Linked DNA regions of Homo sapiens: region 1 is linked to region 2. The links are chromatin loops, found by intact Hi-C in ENCODE. Cell type or tissue: ovary. All regions are shown on one strand. Each heading gives the region's core, and the rest is flanking DNA. Links, peaks and the distances in the headings are about the cores only.

Region 1 (5,395 bases), core at 151-5,150, 720 kb before region 2:
TTTTTGTTACAAATAAATAAATTAAGATGGGAGTGTGATTTATTTGAGCAAATATGTGGTGTCAAATATATTCTAGGGAAAAAATAATGATCAGTCAAATTCCATTATTCTTAAGAAACCAAAATCCAAAATAAAAATGAAAGTAAACTATAAGTAACTGTATTTTGCTTACATTCAACCTAATTATGTGTTTACCATGGATATAGTTTTAGAAACTAAAATTCACAAATTTATTTTATGAAGGCAGAAAGCTACTGATGTACTCAGGGTTGGAGAAGGTTTTGCTTTTTTAGGTTTGGCCTATTCATATACAGTGCTTCCTAAGCAAGTCAAGAGCAATAATTATGAAACATGAAAATAAACATTTAATTGCTTATAGTAATACATAATTGCAAGCACAAGATATAAATATTCTGTTTCTATGTTCCAGATTTATACAGAGACCTAATAAAGTACATAAAATAAAAAGCTAAAGACATACCTTTGAATTATGATAGAATAATGAAGAATAGTGGAAATCTACAACTGTGGGACAGATAGAGAAGGCAAATAAGATATTTCTAGAAAATCAGACTACTTTTTTAAAATTGAAATTTTGTTGTATGAGAACCACCAAGTACCAAACATCCAAAGTTATATAATTTTTATCAAATCAAACCAAAAAGTAAATAATTGAGTATCTATTATATGAAAAGCCTGTATTAGTTGATTACTTAGAATGAATTTCTTCCCTTCATGATTTATTCCCCAACAATCAGACATCTGCATGGCCATACAATTAAGATTTTAAAAGAGCTATAAGAAAATGGTAATAAACAATTATGAGAGAATAAGAGAAAAATCAATTTTAATTCAGATTCTATGGTTATATCTGGAATCACAGCCAATACAACTTTCAGCCAAACAATGAAAGATACCAAGTACTAGGATGAGTGTGCTTTCTTCTGTGAATAAAAAGGAAACAAAGATTTATTTAGGTTTGTGATATGAAAAGTGATCTACTTTTAATATGTCAATACAGAGGTCATGTGGAAAATGAACTAGAGAAGAGAATGACAAGATGCAGAAAGACAGAGTAGAAAGTATACAGTTAATTCAGGAGATGGTTGGGCCAAAACTGAAGCAATTGAATTAGGTGTAGAAAATAGGAAAATAATAGAAGTTTCCCATGGATCTAGCCATATTCCTTTATTCTTCTTCTGTATATGCAACTTGATCATTTCACAAATACTACTGAGGCACTTTCTTCCATGAATGTTGATGACCCTGAAAATGATATATCTATTATAAGCCACATTTCAATTCCAGACCCAACTGTATGTTGGGAAGTTATACCTAAGAAAACACTCTAGGTGGCAAAAATTTATGTTTCTTGCCGAATCTTATCGCTCCTCACATTTGCATTTCTATTCTTCGTACTGAAATAAAAGTAACTTTTCTCTGTATAATCATCTACTTAAAGTAGTAATTAAATTAGGTGTGGAAAAGTCATCTATTAACCAATCAGAAACTTAATACCACAAATGACTGCTTTTTCATCTTTGCATCTTTAAAAACAATCATTAGTGTTAATATTTAGGAAGGATTCACAGAGGAAAAAAATAAGAGTCATCTTCAAGTCAACTCCTTAGCAAATGTAAACAATCATGATTTTGACTAAATAGTCTGATCCAAAATATTTTACACCTCTTTTTCATAACTGAGTTTTTTTTTGCAAAATATGCTGCTAGAATTTCTAGCCACTAATAGGTAGTGAAGCAATCTTGATAAGAAAGAGAAAAAAGACAAAAGTAAAGATGCAAAGGAATAATTATTAGTATAAAAGAGAAGAGCCCACAGCACATTTGCCACTATTGATTCTTGTTTTAGGAGCACACATATATTAATTTAATTTAAAAATGATGTTAAATATTATAAAGAATACAGGTTTCACTTGGAGAGGCACTCTACAAAAGTCTCTAAGACAGCATATAGAAGATTATTCTTACTTGTTAGTTTCTGCTTCACTGAAGCTAAACACAGAAATGTGGTCTGACAGTCAAAATATATTACAAAAACATCACATCTTTGTTATTATGAGCCGTAAACAAACAAAGAAACAAATTAGAGTATATCCATTATACCAATGTTTTCTGTTATTAACAAGCATTACACACTATTAAATGAGCTTTTATGTATTAAGAAAATAGATCTAAATTTTATCATAACTTTTATAAATAATATATTTCTAAATGCATATCAGAGTCAAATATAAGAAAGCTAGAAAAAACATTTTTCAATATTAAAAATAATGATATACTTATCCGATTCTAAAACCGCATTTCAGCATTTCTAAAATCAGTGTACATTTTGAATAGATTTTTCTACTTTGAATACAGGACTGTATATTCTTTGTTAGATACTTTTTAATTGATAGTTCATCTTACAATGAGTGGTATCTTAAAATTTATAAAATACAAAATAATAAATTTCCTAAATATATCTTGACTTTTAAACAATGTATTCATCAAAGGTTTCTATTATTTTATGCATGCACTTCCTTTATTATTTTCTTTAACTATGAAATACCAACTAGTTTAAGACAAGGAATTTTAAGATTTATCGCCTGAAGCATGATAATAATTTGTAACTTTGCCTCAAAGGAATTAAATTTATGAGATGTAAGTTTTATATCAGTTTCCCATTTCCACTCATTTGATAAGTAATAACATAAAATGCAATAGAATATTCAAATAATTTCACAAATGCTGCTGTACAAAGAAGGTAGCAGGCAGCAGTACCATTTGATGACGCAAAATGATCATTCATTGGCTGGAATATCACAGTCAGAATTTGGTGTAAAAATAATAGATTAAGAGTGCCGATGCTTAGTCTATGGAAGTTTTGGCTCTATAACATTTAGCATATTGAAATGAATGTCAATACATAAGATATTATTCCAATTTAACATTTAGCTCTTTTTTAAGTGCCATGTGCTAATATGTTACTGTTTTTGACATACATGGAACTCTGTGATTGGAGATTATTAGAGGCAAGTATACATAGAAAATATTTTTTAAATGGTACAGCAGGGACACCATATAGATGCCAGCTACTGTGCATGCCAGCTAATCATCAACCTTGATAATGAGAAATAAATGGCTGCCTCATTACTACTACGGGAACTAATGGCATCCAATATATATATAAATGTATAGAACTGTGTATATATATACACACACACACAGAGACACACTTCTTTTCCTCAGTAATTAATCCATGCTTACTATGTGAATTTATGCATAATATTTTAAAGTTGTGTAGTGAGATTAATTATAGTTTCTGTATAACAGCTATAGAGGAAAACAAATACTGAGGAATTTTGCAACATGCTTTATGTCATAATTGTCTAAAACCAAGGCAGACATTGCAACTTAATGCTTTAAATTCAGGTCAAGTGTACTTTTCACCTCTCTAAAAAAAGCAGTAGTTTAGTAGCAGCAGTTTGCTTAGAATTATACACACTTTAGATTTCTATAATATAAAATTCAGCAATACATGCAAAACCATATTGATATGGTTTGGCTCCGTGTTCCCATCCAAATCTCACCTTGAACTCTAATAATCCCCACTTGTCAAGGGCAGGGTCGGTGGAAATAACTGAATCATGGGGGCAGTTTCCCCCATGCTGTTCTCATGATAGTGAGTGAGTTCTCGGGAGATCTGATGGTTTTATAAGACGCAACCCCCTTCCCTCCACACTCATTCTCTTTCCTGCCGCCTGGTGAAGAGTTGCCTTCCGTCATGATTGTAAGTTTCCTGAGGCCTCCCCAGCCATGTGAAACTGTGAATCAACTAAACCTCTTTTCTTTATAAGTTACCCGGTCTCAGGTATGTCTTTATTAGCAGCATGAGGACAAACTAATATACATACACTTACTAAGTGTATTCATGTAAAAAAATATGGGAGTGCAGTAGTTAATTATTCAGGTCTAAAGTTAGATTGCCTTGGTTTAAGTTTTCTCAGTGCTAATCATTATCTAGTGCATGATCTTGGTTAAATCCCTACACCTATCAAAGTCTCAGTTTTCTCATGTACAAATTGGTACAGTTATCCCTACCTCATAGAACTGTTACTAAAAGCAAGAGAGATAATAAATAGCACTTACTAGAAGGTCTGTTACATAAGAAATGCTCAGGCCGGGCGCGGTGGCTCATGCCTGTAATCCCAGCACTTTGGGAGGCCAAGGCAGGTGGAATAACCTGAGGTCAGGAGTTCAAGACCAGCCTGGCCAACATGGTGAAATCCGTCTCTACTAAAAATACAAAAATTAGCTAGGTGTGGTGGCAGGCACCTGTAATCCCAGCTACTCAGGAAGCCAAGGCAGGAGAATCGCTTGAAATAGGGAGGTGGAAGTTGAAGTGAGCCGAGATCTTGCCATTGCACTCCAGCCTGGGTGACAGAGTGAGACTCCATCTCAAAAAAAAGAGAAATGCTCAGAAATTGTTATCTGTTATGGATTGTTATCACCTGTAAAAATAGAAGACTTATACGAATACTGAAATACAGATTCTGAAATTATGAAACTGTAATTACTGACTTGTAATCTTGGCCCTGACATTTATTAACAGTATAAATTTCAGCAATTATTTTACTTCTGTAAACGTTGGTCTGCTTTTTTCTAAAATAGACACAATGATGTTTGTCTTGCAACTATACAGAGTTATTTTGAATGTCAAATGAGTCCAGAATGATGACAGTATATGCAACCTCTATAGTTCTGCAAGATACAAAATGAAAAACATAAACTTGGAAAACTGGAGAGTCATAGAAGGAATAGAGAACTTCCAAATCACCTAAAATAATAATGTAAGAGTAAATTTTAGGAACCAATAAACTTCATAAAATCTTTACCCAGCTTTTCTAACTGAAAATATATTTCATTAACCCTAAAACTAAAAGGAAAAGGTTAAAAAAATTCCAGTAAAACAAAATTAAGCCAAGAATATATACAACTTGCAAAGTAAACAAAACACAATTTTACTTGTGTGTCCCCAGCACCCTCATTCCACTTATTAACATTTTTTCAATGTGAATAATTTTTATCTGCCCCTGGATAAAAATTTTGGTGTACCTGTGTCTTTTCCTTTATCCTTAGGAATAACAGGTCCTATGATAATTTACATTTCACACAATTTCAATTGTGAAGTTAGAATGAACAATGACAAATATAAGTTAAAACACAGAATCTGACTTCCAGTTAAAATTTTTCCCCTTTGAAAAGGAGACCTTTTCAAGTTTGCTCCACCTAGAATGGGGAAATGGTCATTCTTTATATCTTTCCTCTTTCACTCTTTCCTCGGTGGTTTTTTGTTATCATTTTGTTGACTCTCAACTCCAAGTCAGTGGAAGAAG
Region 2 (5,395 bases), core at 325-5,324:
AATAGAAGTCCAAGTACAGTATGGCTCAGTTCCCTGTTCAGAATCATGAAGCTAGAATCAAGTTGTTGGCCTGGATTGCAATTTTATCTGAGACTCTGGGTTCCATTTCATACTCATTTGGTTTGTTAAAGGAATGCAATTTTTTATGATTGTAAGACTAAGGTTCTCACTTTCTTGCTGTCTGTTAACTGGGGGCCATTCTCAGAGCATAAAAACACCTGTTATTTCCTGCACTAACGTGAAAACTTAAATGGCAGTTTCCTCCTTCAAGGCCGATGTGAAAATCTGTTTTACTTCAGGATATTGGGGCCATCTTGGGATTCTGCATACCACTCTATGTTTACCCACAGTGCACTAAAGCTTTCACATTTCTCTAGTACTATCTTGTGCTTGAGCCTGGGATTTATTTGGCAGAGTCTCCTTTCAGTGTCTGTTCCATCTATAGCTTCAAGTCTTTCCCTTCATTTGTCCTTCTTCAGAGTATGTCTCTCTTAATTTTCTACACCTTCTTCCAGCAGTGAATTGCTATTATTTATAGCTCAAAACTTACTAACCTGCTAGCAGAGGGGAGGGGAGTGATTCTCTATTGTTGGGGCTCAGCCTCTAACTTAGGTAAGTGCTGTGTCCCTGGGTTCTGGATTTGGTGCCTTTTCAGTGCCCTTGTCCATACCTCTAATTGTCTAGGCCATAAATGTATTTCCGGCACTTCTCTAAGAATAGAATATTTTTTCTTTTCTTTTTCCCCAGCTGGAATGGGTCTTTACCCTTGTCCTAAAAGTGATATGATTGGTTTCCCTAACCCTACTAGGTTAAAGCTTTGGTTTCATAGGGAAGATAGGGGCCTAGATGCTGCTGTACGTCTTTCCCAGGCAAGCTTCAGAGAGGAGTTTTTCTGAGGGTTTTTGTTTCACTTTTCATCATGAGCTCACAGTGAGGCCTGTGGGGAAGAACCTGTGAATCTCTCCAAATTCCCTTTGTATGTGTGGCTTCTAATACTTCTATATGCTCACATTCTCCTATGCTCAACATTTAGCAATTTATTAAAAATTTTAACTGAGTTCTTACCTGCCTGCCTGGTGTTCTTTGTCTACTGTAAGCAAACAAGAGCTAGCATCATGTCTCTCCTTGGAGGTGTCTGCCTTTCCTTAGATATTGGCTTTGTTGGTTGCCCTACAACCACAGGTCGCTGATCAATTCAAGAAAAGTTGTGATTTTGTAGATTTTCTAGATCGTACTATATTGTATTCAGGATAGAAAAACTTCTCTTCTTCGCCTTTCACACCCTGAAGGAAGCCCAATTAACTTCTTGTTTTCATTATTGTTATGAATCTTCCTTTGAACATTACAATCCCTATAAGGAGAGTGGGGATACCTTTTTTATTTACTAAGCCTGACCCTTATTTGGTATCATATTTGTTGAGTAAAGCAATGAAGAAATGAACAAATAAAACAAGTAAATGAATGAGCTGTATAGAGTTGTGTGGAGTTGCATAGTAGGAACTTAAAAGTACAGCAAATATGAGAGCTTGTAGTAATTCAGTAGAATAGTCATGTCAGATATAGAACCATGCCATTTACAAGATTCATGTACGAAAACAATTAAAAAAAAAAAAAGAACTAGCTCCTAAAAAATGGAGCTTGAAAGATCAAGAGAAAGACCAGGCAACTGCTTGTCGAACAGACTGGTAAAGAGAATTGAATCCTCCTTATGGGACTCAATACCTTGTGAGGAAGGTGAAAGAGAAAATTCATACCCTAGATGAAGAAAGGTGGTGGGATGGTTAGCTATTTATATGCTTTCATTAATTGTAGATTATACCTTTGAGAGGTGACAACGTGCCAGCAGCCCTCGCTCTCGGTGCCTCCTCGGCCTCGGCGTCCGCTCTGGCCGCGCTTGAGGAGCCCTTCAGCCTGCCGCTGCACTGTGGGGGCTCCTCTCTGGGGCTGGTCGAGGTCGGAGCCGGCTCCCTCTGCTCGCGGGGAGGTGTGGAGGGAGAGGCGCGCGGCGCTTGCAGGCCGGCGCGGGTTCCGGATGGGCGCGGGTTCCTCAGGCCCCGCCCTCTGGCCGGCAGGCCACGCCTGCTGGACTTGATCAGGGGAGGAGCTCCCTCTGGGCTGCCAGAGTGCCTTGGCTAGGTGCTGCAAAGCCCCTCGTGAGTCCCATTAAGAGGTGAAGCCAGCTGGGCTTCTAGGTCGGGTGGGGACTTGGAGAACTTTTCTGTCTAGCTAAAGGTTTGTAAACGCACCAATCAACACTCTCTGTCTAGCTAAAGGTTTGTAAACACACCAATCAGCGCTCTGTGTCTAACTAATCTGGTGAGGACTTGGATAACTTTTGTGTCTAGCTAAAGGATTGTAAACGCACCAGTCAGCACTCTGTCAAAACAGACCAATAAGCTGTCTATAAAACGGACCCATTAGCTGTCTGTAAAATGGACCAATCAGCAGAATGTGGGTAGGGCCAGATATGGGAATAAAAGCAGGCCACCCAAGCCAGCAGTGGCAACCTGCTGGGGTCCCTTTCTACACTGTGGAAGCTTTGTTCTCTCGCTCTTCGCAATAAATCTTGCTGCTGCTCACTCTTTGGGTCCGTGCTGACTTTAAGAGCTGTAACACTCACCATGAGGGTCCACAGCTTCACTCCTGAAGTCAGCGAGACCACGAACCCACCAGAAGGAAGAAACTCTGGACACATCTGTACATCTGAAGGAACAAACTCTGGACACACCGTCTTTAAGAACTGTAACACTCACCGCGAGGGTCCACGGCTTCATTCTTGAAGTCAGCGAGACCAAGAACCCACCAATTCCTGACACACCTTTGCTAGAGGATCAGCATAGTGTTTGCTGTGGCAAGCTAACCAGATACACTTTCAAGTCCAAGATACCCAGTCCCTAGCTGCCAGCATTGTTGGCTGCTGACACCTCATAATTGTGCAAAAAGAAGTTGCTTTTCTCAAGATTTTGCTTCACACTCCCCAACAGCGGCACCAATGAAGAACACAAAGGCAAAGCCCACATGCATTTCAGCTTCAGAGCTGTCTCTGAGATTGGATGAGGTCTCTGTTGCATCCCAGTTAAACTTCTGACTAATGCTGCTTCCTTTACTCTCACAGGTGTTTCTTAGAGCCTTCCCCAGTATACTTCACACATACATAGTTCTGAGGTAGTTCCTTAGAGAAGTCAATCTGCAGCAAATAAAAGAAATTATTTTCAAATTCTGATAATTTGTAAATTTAGGGTTACTGATATATTATTTGTCATTAGCTTTTCTGCTCGTTGGTTCCAGAAGAAACCATGGTGTGATAGACTGAATGATGACTCCCTCTCCCACAGCAATGTCCATGTCTCAATCCTCAAAACCTGGGAATATGTTACTTTACATGGTCAAGGAAATTTTGCAGATGTAATTAATTTGAGGATTTTGTGATGGAGAGATTATCCGGAATTATCCAGGTTGGCCTGGATAATCACAAGGGTCCTTTTAAGAGTGGGACAGGATTAGAATCAGACAGAAGATGAAGTGACGACAGAAGCAAAGGAACAGAAAGAAAGATTAGAGCATGCTACACTACTGCTTTAAAGATGAAGGAAGGGGACATAAGCTGAGGAATGCTGGCATTCTCTAGAATCTAGAAAATGCAAGGAAATGGATTGCCTCCTAAGGCCTCCAGAAGGAATGCAGCCCTGCCACTCTTTTTTAGACTTTGACCTCCATATATATGAAATAAAACTTTGCTTTCCTATAAGCCACTCAATTTGTGGTAACTTGTTACAACTTCAATGTGAAATGAGCATGAACATACATAGTAATCATTTGGAACAGCAGGGACAGAAGAGTCTAAGTTTGTTCAAAAGATGACCAAATGTTTACAGAGATGTAACCAAAGGCATAAGATTATGAATGTCATTTCTCTTGTATATTTTCTCGATATTTATAATCTGGTTATATTATTTTATAATATAAAATGAGTTTATAATTAAAAGCATTACCATTTATGTGTGCTTCATCTATTACTCTTTAAATGCAGTGGGCAATTCAATTCTTTTTAGCACAAATACACAAAATTTAACAGGGTCAACGTGGATGCTGGTTACTTATCCATCACTGTGCTACCTCTACTACCATTTAATAATTTGACTCATTTCATCCCTTTGGTGCTTGAACAATTGGCTTCATATTCTGGCTAGTGACAATATTAAATTGCCTTCTATGACCTTTGTTCTTGACTTTGTATTCAACCTTGATTTCAGCTTCCCTATCCCCAAAGAAAGGAGACAAGAGTGCCCTGTATAAACCACAGTCTTTTCAACAGAAATGCTCACATAAAATTTAGAATCAACATTTTGTGTATGAATTTTTCTCTCCAAAATGCATAATTTTATTCTTTCTGAAATTTAGTTTATTTACCTAAATAATATGCTGAAAATCAATTACCACAATAATGTCAAATTTACACTAAATGAAAAGTTAGTATAAATATATGTGACAAGATAGTCACATTAGAAACTAACTTTCAAAAAATGCTTTGTACAGATGATATGCCAAGAATTTCTCAAGGAACCATGATTATAATTAGGTCATTTTACATTATTTTCTATACATTTAGATAATTTAATTTATGCTCTTATAATGTTACATTTCTTAGTAATCCAAAAATTGTTCAGCTGAAATATTACAATGATAATACCCATGAATGTGATGCATTCTCCCTTTTAAGAATTACCTTCCTAATTTTAGAGGCCATATGTCTATTTATTATTTAATAAATCTCATCATATCCTAGCAATATTTCTAGATTAAAATTTCTAGAATTGATCATCCCATGATTCAGATTTAGGTTCAATAGTTAGTATCTTAGTGATCATTACATATTAGGATTTTTTACATGCATTAGCTTAAAAAGTATCTTATTGTAGTAGACATTTTGTAAATCTTCATCATTTGACATGAGTCTGATCTATGAACAGCTGCTAGAAAAAGAGCTAAAAAAATAAATTCTATAGACATTAAATTACAATAATTATCAATGTTCAGATTTTTAGATTACATTACTTGAGTTTTTAAATACAGGGACGAGGTCTCGGGCGTACCCTGATGTAACTGTTCATTAAGACAACATGAAACTTCTAGGATAAGTATACAGAGAGAGTGGAAGGAATAAGTTTATGTTTTACCCTCTCCCCCTTTAATTTCCCCCCTTTATAAGCCTATGTGCAGTTTCCAAACTCCTGATAGAGTTCATCTTAGAACGATGAGATGATTTCATTAACACGGTGCTTTGATGAACTAAGCTCATCAACTATAAACATATAAAATGTGGTGATAGGCTCATACTAAAAGGCCTTTGGTTCTAAGGAAATATAATCTACATTATATTATACTGGAGAAATAT

What was found. Hi-C counts contacts between places; a loop is a spot of excess contacts. Peaks named below come from ENCODE experiments on the same cell type or tissue, not always from the same donor. Only the 100,000 strongest peaks of a DNase experiment are listed, where the experiment ranks them.
Region 1: a loop joins it to region 2, with 3 times the contacts of the local background. A loop is called at or near these places in 56 of 110 quality-filtered maps.

What each region holds. Positions count from the first base shown.
Region 1 is chr4:137,132,146-137,137,540 of GRCh38, forward strand. All of the region lies in intron 1 of LINC02511 (long intergenic non-protein coding RNA 2511), which reads right to left. Among named protein-coding and RNA genes, the nearest start is that of LINC02510, 59 kb to the right of the region's middle. In ovary, for the core only: no CTCF peak of the experiment used is centred there; no DNase peak of the experiment used is centred there.
Region 2 is chr4:137,851,636-137,857,030 of GRCh38, forward strand. No RefSeq gene overlaps it. Among named protein-coding and RNA genes, the nearest start is that of SLC7A11-AS1, 230 kb to the right of the region's middle. In ovary, for the core only: no CTCF peak of the experiment used is centred there; no DNase peak of the experiment used is centred there.